Regions from separate parts of the Homo sapiens genome. Here region 1 is linked to region 2. The links are chromatin contacts, found by Hi-C or POLR2A ChIA-PET in ENCODE. All regions are on one chromosome and are shown on one strand. Each heading gives the region's core, a stretch centred on a gene start or an enhancer-like site at or near the end of the contact. The rest is flanking DNA. Distances are from core to core; before and after follow the strand shown.

Region 1 (3,325 bases), core at 574-3,073, 46 kb before region 2:
ATGCATTCATTCACTCTAAGAAAAGTAACAGGCAAGGCAAGGGTTAAAAGGAAAATAACAAGTTTTCCTCTGTCTAGCAAAGGAAAGTACAGCAAGCTCACTTCAAGGACAGTTATATGATAACACTGTTTGAGAAGTCAAGGCCAAAGGAGTGGGCTCCAGACACCTCCCCTCCAGAGCAAAGTTGAAGGAAAAAAAAGAGAGAAAGACAAATTATTTTACTGTTACTCCTTTCCCTGGTTTCTTAAGCATGATTATGTTTTACAAATGTCTGTATTTAGCCAGTTCTTGTTTTTCTTTCAATGCAGCTACAAAGCCACCGGCTATGTAAGACCATAAATTATGCTATGCTATAGATTATGTGACCTATCATATGATTAGCTGCTTTTGTTTTACTTTTGTAAGCCAGCTTATAAAAACCCCGCTCTGTCTTTGTTCTAGGCTCAGCTTTTTGGATGTGAGTCCACTGAGCTGGTGCGTACCTGAAATAAACAATCCTCCTGTACTCAGATCAAGACCATCCTGGCTAACACGGTGAAACCCCGTCTCTACTAAAAATACAAAAAATTAGCCGGGTGTGGTGGCGCTCGCCTGTAGTCCCAGCTACTCGGGAGGCTGAGGCAGGAGAATTGCTTGAACCCGGGAGGCAGAGGTTGCAGTGAGCCAAGATCGCGCCACTGCACTCCAGCCTAGTGACAGAGCGAGACTCCATCTCAAAAAAAAAAAAAAAAAATCCTCCTGTACTCTCATATCAGTCTCTCCGTTCCTCAGTTTACCACAACACCATCACACTGGTGATTAGGTTTCAATATATGAATTTTGGGGAACACAAACATTCAGATGATAGCAACAACATAGCAGGAGGTTCTGGGTGGATTAGAAACATGGGGCTGGGTGCAGCGGCTCACGCCTGTAATCTCATCACTTTGGGAGGTCGAGGAAGGCAGATCACCTGAGGTCAGGAGTTCAAGACCAGCCTGGCCAACATGGCGAAACCCCTTCTCTACTAAAAAATTACAAAAATTAGCTGGGTGTGGTGGCGTGCGCCTGTAATCCCAGCTATTCAGGAGGCTGAGGCTGGAGAATCTCTTGAACTGGGGAGAGGCAGAGGTTTCAGTGAGCTGAGATCATGCCACTGTACTACAACTTGGGAGATGGAACAAGACTCTGTCTCAAAAAAAAAAAAAGGAAGAAAAAGAAACATGGCCCATCAGAATTCTAAAAGGTAAATACGTGGAAGGAGTCTCAGGCCATCTTTTTTTTTTTTTTTTTGAGACAGAGTCTCACTCTGTCACCCAGGCTGGAGTGCAGTGGCACGATCTCGGCTCACTGCAAGCTCTGCCCCCCGGGTTCATGCCATTCTCCTGCCTCAGCCTCCTGAGTAGCTGGGACTACAGGTGCCCACCACCACGCCCGGCTAATTTTTTTGTATTTTTAGTAGAGACGGGGTTTCACCGTGTTAGCCAGGATGGTCTCGATCTCCTCACCTCGTGATCCCCCCACCTCGGCCTCCCAAAGTCCTGGGATTACAGGCGTGAGCCACTGCCCCCGGCCCGAGATGGTGAATTTAATTGATAAATGTGTGTGTTCTGACTCTTCTATTGACTCACCATTTCTCTGTCTCTTTCCCTCTCTAGGGCAGCCCTATTTTTTGAGATACAACAGTACTGAAATTAGGCCAGCTGATAACTGCTCAATGGCCTCTAAGTGTTCAAGTGAAAGGAAGAGTCCTGTCTCTCAGTTTCAATCAAAAACTAGCAATGATTAAGCTTAGTGAGGAAGGCATGCCAACAGCCGAGACAGGCTGGATTTAGGCCAGTTAATAACCCTACAATGGCCTCTCAGTGTTCAAGTGAAAGGAAGTGTCACATGTCTCTTGCTTTAAATCAAAAGCTGGAAATGATTAGGCTTAATGAGGAAGGCATGTCAAAAACTGAGATACGCTGAAAACTAGGCCTCTTCCACTATGCAGTTAGCCAAGTTGTGAATGCAAAGGAAAAGCTTTCAAAGGAAATTAAAAGTGCCACTCTAATGAGTACATGAATGATAAGAAAGTGAAACAGGCTTATTGCTGATATGGAGAAAGTTGGGTCTGGATAGAAGATCAAACCAGCCACAACATTCTCTTAAACCAAAGACTAGGCCAGGCGTGGTGGCTCACACCTCTAATCCCAGCACTTTGGGAGGCCGAGACGGGAGGATCACCTGAGGTCAGGAGTTTGAGACCAGCCTGGCCAACATGGCAAAACCCCATCTCTACTAAAAATACAAAAAATTAGCCAGGTGTAGTGGTAGGTGCCTGTAATCCCAGCTACTCGGGAGGCTGAGGCAGGAGAATTGCTTGAACCCGGGAGGCAGAGGTTGTAGCGAGTCATTGCACTCCAGCCTGGGTGACAGAGCGAGACTCTGTCTCAAAAAAAAAAAAAAGACAAAGACTAACCCAGCGCAAGGCCCTAGACCCTAGCTCTCTTTAATTCTATGAAGGCTGAGAGAGATGAGGAAGCTGCAGAAGAAAAGCAGAAGCTAGCAGAAGTTGGTTCATGAAGTTTAAGGAAAGAAACTGTCTCCATAACATAAAAGTGCAAGGTGAAGCAGCAGGTGCTCATGGAGAAGCCACAGCAAGTTATCCAGTTCTAGTTAAGATCGTTGATGAAGGTGGCTACATTAAACAGTAGAGTTTCAATGTAGATGAAACAGCTTTATATCAAAAGAAAATGCCAGGAAGTCTTTCATAGCTAGAGAGGAGAAATCAATTCCTGGCTTCAAAGTTTCAAATGACAGGCTAACTCTCTTGTCAGGAGTTGGTATAGCTGGTGAGTTTAAGTTGAAGCCAACTGCTCATTGATAATTCTGAAAATCTGAAGGCCCTTAAGAATTATGCTACGTCTACTCTGCCTGTGCTCTGTAAGCGGAACACCAAAGCCTGGATGACAGCACATCTGTTTTTCTTTCAAAATATTACTGCTCGTTGACAATACACCTGGATACCCACGAGCTCTGATGGTGATGAATGTGGTTTTCTTTTTTTTTTCTTTTGTTTTTGAGATGGAATCTGGCTCTGTCCCCCAGTCTGCAGTGCAATGATGCAATCTTGGCTCGCTGCAACCTCTGTCTCCCGGGTTCAAGCAATTCTCCTGCTTCAGCCTCCCAAGTAGCTGGGACTACAGGCACGTGTAATCCCAGCACTTTGGGAGGCCGAGGCGGGTGGATCACTTGAGGTCAGGAGTTCGAGACCAAGCTGGCCAGCATGGAGAATCCCAGCTACCCTGAATCTGTTCTCCACCCGGCAGCTAGGGGGCTCTTACACCACAGATTAAATCGCTTT
Region 2 (3,732 bases), core at 372-2,871:
AGGGGTTGGGATCTGTGACTGCCCAGGACCCTTGAGGAGCCTGTCATGGGCAAGTGGGCCGCTGGTACCAGGCAGAGCTCCCAGTCCACTGTCCCCCACTCCCTAGCCCTGCCATGCTCCAAGGTGCCCAGCTCCTACCCGGAGCAAGTGCTGGGCTGGGAACGTCGGCCATCACCTCGCCATTGACTCAGGGAGGCTCACCATCTGGAGGCCTGAGGATGCCACAGCAACTTCCAGCCTGGTCAGCAGGGCAGGTATCAGAGGCGTCCACCCTGCCATGCTGACGATTTCCACCTCATTGCCGAGGGGCCCCCTGGGCCTCCCAGAAAACTGGAGTCATTGACCCTGGGAGGCAGAGGATCTTTGAAGACAACTTGTCTTCTGGGATTTTAGAACTTTTTGAAAGTTAAAATGAGGTCAGACACAGTGACTCATGCCTGTAATCCCAGCACTTTGGGAGGCTGAGGTGGGAGGATCGCTTGAGGCCAGGAGTTCCAGACTAGAATGGGCAACATAGTGAGACCCTGTCTCTAAAATAATTTTAAAAATTAGCCAAGCGTGGTGGTGCATACCTGAAATCCTAGCTACTTGGGAGGCTGAAGAGGGAGGATCGCTTGAGCCCAGGAGTTTGAGACCAGCCTGGGCAACAGAGTGAGACTCCATCACTACAAAAAATAAATTAAAGAAAATTAGCCGAGTGTGGTGGCGAATGTCTATAGTTTCAGCTACTCAGCAGGGCTGCGGTGGGAGGATCATTTGAACCCAGGAGGCCAAGGCTGCAGTGAGCCATGACTGTGCCACTGCACTCCAGCCTGGGTAACAGACACCCTGTCTCAAAAAAAAAAAAAAAAAAAATTAACCCATTTATGCCTTAAGTTGCAATTTTTAAAACTTTTGCAATCAGACCTTGGCAATGACCTTGAGAAGGAGGACAGAAATAATTCCCAATAATGGAACACTAGGCATAAATGAAATGATACACAAATAATACACAGGTCCAGAAACACACCCTCCTTGCAGCAGGACCAAATGATGGAGAAGACACATTGGCCTTCCACATTGTTGTGGGTTGAAAAGGATCTCCCCAAAATTCATGTCTATTCTGCACCTCAGAACGTGACCTTATTTGGAATAAGGATTTTTGCAGATGTAATTAGAGTATGGATCTCAGAATGAGGTCACCCTGGGTTGGGGTGGATCCTAAATCCAGTTAGAGTGTTCTTACAAGAGAAAGGGATGGGAGATTTGCAAACAGAGACTCAGGAGAGGAAAGGGCCCTGTGAAGTCAGAGGCAGGGATTGAACAGTGCGGTCACAGGCCAAGGAACCCGGGAGTCCCCAGAAGCTGAAAGATTGCCCCCTGGAGCTGTGGAGGCAGCATGGCCCTGTAGACACCTTGATTTTGGACTTCTAGCCTCCAGAGCTATGAGAATAAATGCCTGTTATTTCCACCACCAAGTGTATGGTAATTTATTACAGGAAACCAGTAGACACCTGCCCCACGGCCCTGCTCCGTCTGCAGCTCCTCCCTCCAGGGTTCCTCTCTGCTCTCCACACATGACTGTGGCATGCTGAATGCAGAAGTTTTGTTTTGAAATGTGGTGTTTTGAATGCAGAAGTTTTGTCTGTTGAATGCAGAAGTTTCATAGGCACATACCAGACGCGGTGTTCCGTAAACGTTCCATAAATTGCTCTGGCCATTGGTGCAGATGGGGGCAGCTCCCAGTTTTCCTTGGTTACACAAGAAGCCACTGTGAACACTTTTGCCTTGTCTCTTCTGCACATGCTTGATGACTTCTGGAGGCTGGAAGATTCCTTAGAAGGAGAATTGCTGGGTCAAAGGGTAAGCCCGTTTGCAATTTGACTGATGCTGTCAAATAGAGTCAAAACAGAAACTCAGAATCTTAAGAAGGAGAGAAGGTTTGGTGCAGTGGCTCATGCCTGTAATCCTTGCACTTCGGGAGGCCAAGGTGCAAGGATCGCTTGAGCCCAGGAGTTTAAGGCCAGTCTGGGCAACACAGGGAGACCTCGTCTCTATAAAAAATACAAAAGTTAGCCAGGTGTGGTGGCGCATGCCTGTAGTCCCAGCTACTTGGGAGGCCGAGGTGGGAAGATCACTTGAGCTCAGGAGTTCACAGCTGCAGTGAGCCATGGTTGCACCACTGCTATTCAGCCTTGGTGACACAGTGAGACCCTATCTCAAAATAAATAAATAAATAAGAAAAAGAGAAGCAGGGAAACAGACTTTTGGATTTTACAGCATGGGACACTTCCAACCCCAGAATTATAAAACTTCAGGAGAGGGGACCTCAGGAGAACATCTATTCTGGGGTCTCACTTCAGGACCCAGGAGTGACATCTTCCAAGCCCTGTCTGGGTTTCTGTTTCCCTGGAATGGGCTTGGAGAAAGCAGAGGAGATAGGACCCAGGAGCCTGGAACTCTGGGGCTCCAAGGGAGCTCTGGCAGGGGGTGAGTGAAATGCCTTCCCCACCTGGGCACCCAGCTCTTCTACCCAGAGGCTGCCCCTTTCCAGCCGAGGTGCCAGGCCAGCTGGGCCTCTGTAGCTGCACACAGTGGCCCCTCTGTGCTTGGCACACACACACAAAAATGTGAACAGAGCCTGTAATCCCAGCACTTTGGGAGGCCGAGGCAGGTGGATCCCTTGAGACCAGGAGTTCAAGACCAGCCTGGAGAACATGGTTAAACTCCGTCTCTACAAAAAATACGTGAAAAAAGAAATTAGCTGGGTGTGGTGGTGCATGTCTATGGTTCCAGCTACTGGGGAGGCTGAGGTAGGAGGATTGCTTGAGCTGGGGTGGTTGAGGCTGCCATGAGCCAAGATTGTGCCTCTGCCCTCCAGCTTGGGTGACAGAGTGAGACCATCTCAAAAAAAAAGAAAGAAGAAAGAAAGAAGAAGAAAGAAAGAGAGAGAGAGAAAAAAAGAAAGAAAGAAAGAAAAAAGGAAAGAAAAGGAAAAGAAAAGAAAAAAGCCAGGTACGGCAGCTCACGCCTGTAATTACAGCATTTTGGGAGGCCGAGGTGGGCAGATCACAAGGTCAGGAGTTCAAGACCAGCCTGGCCAACATAGTGAAATCCCATCTCTACTAAAAATACAAAAAAAAAAAAAAAAAAAAAAATTAGCCGGGTTTGGTGGTGGACACCTGTAATCCCAGCTACTGGGGAGGCTAAGGCAGGAGAATCACTTGAACCTGGAAGGCAGAGGTTGCAATGAGCCGAGATAGTGCCACTGCACTCCAGCTCGGACAACAGTGTGAGACTGTCTCAAAAAAAAAAAAAAAAAAAAAAAGAAAGAAAGAAAAAAATGTAAAGGAAATGAGCAGGGGTGGGTGGGGTGGTCTATGGTCTGCACTAGGCTGACTTGTGGCCCTGGCTGGAGTTCTGAGGTCTGGAACAGGGCAGGAGGCTCTGCATTAGATACTGGTCGCCTGCCTTGGAGTCCCCTCCATTCTTATTCTGGTGGTTTTAGAACATGCTCTTCCCCCAATTATTTGACACTCCTCTTCTTGAAAGATGGGAGTCTATGTCCTTTTTCCTTGAATCTGGGCTCCGTGGATGCTTGATCAATATGTTGCCAGTGAGGCTGTGTCAGTTTCTGGACCCAGGCCATAAAAAACTGCAACTTCTACTTCCCACCTCTTGGGACTCAGCCACCATGCTGTGAGGAAGCTCAACAGCCCCATGGAAAGGCCGGTGTGGGAAGGAACAGAGGAC

What was found. Hi-C counts contacts between places; a loop is a spot of excess contacts on that map. ChIA-PET counts read pairs that join two places held with the same protein, here RNA polymerase II (POLR2A). Pooled maps may share reads with other maps.
Region 1: a pooled map shows a loop between it and region 2 (1.9-fold over the local background). The contact joins two enhancer-like sites. A Hi-C loop is called at or near these places in 1 of 50 pooled maps. POLR2A ChIA-PET finds 5 or more read pairs at or near these places in 11 of 52 experiments (AG04450, GM10248, HCT116 and 7 more).

Annotation. Positions count from the first base shown.
Region 1 is chr22:39,331,334-39,334,658 of GRCh38, reverse strand. No RefSeq gene overlaps it. Among named protein-coding and RNA genes, the nearest start is that of RPL3, 13 kb to the right of the region's middle. Within about 2 kb of position 1,823, at least 6 of the 41 ENCODE cell types and tissues checked have a DNase peak (open chromatin) inside an H3K27ac peak, as active enhancers do.
Region 2 is chr22:39,285,145-39,288,876 of GRCh38, reverse strand. No RefSeq gene overlaps it. Among named protein-coding and RNA genes, the nearest start is that of SNORD83B, 27 kb to the left of the region's middle. Within about 2 kb of position 1,621, at least 4 of the 41 ENCODE cell types and tissues checked have a DNase peak (open chromatin) inside an H3K27ac peak, as active enhancers do.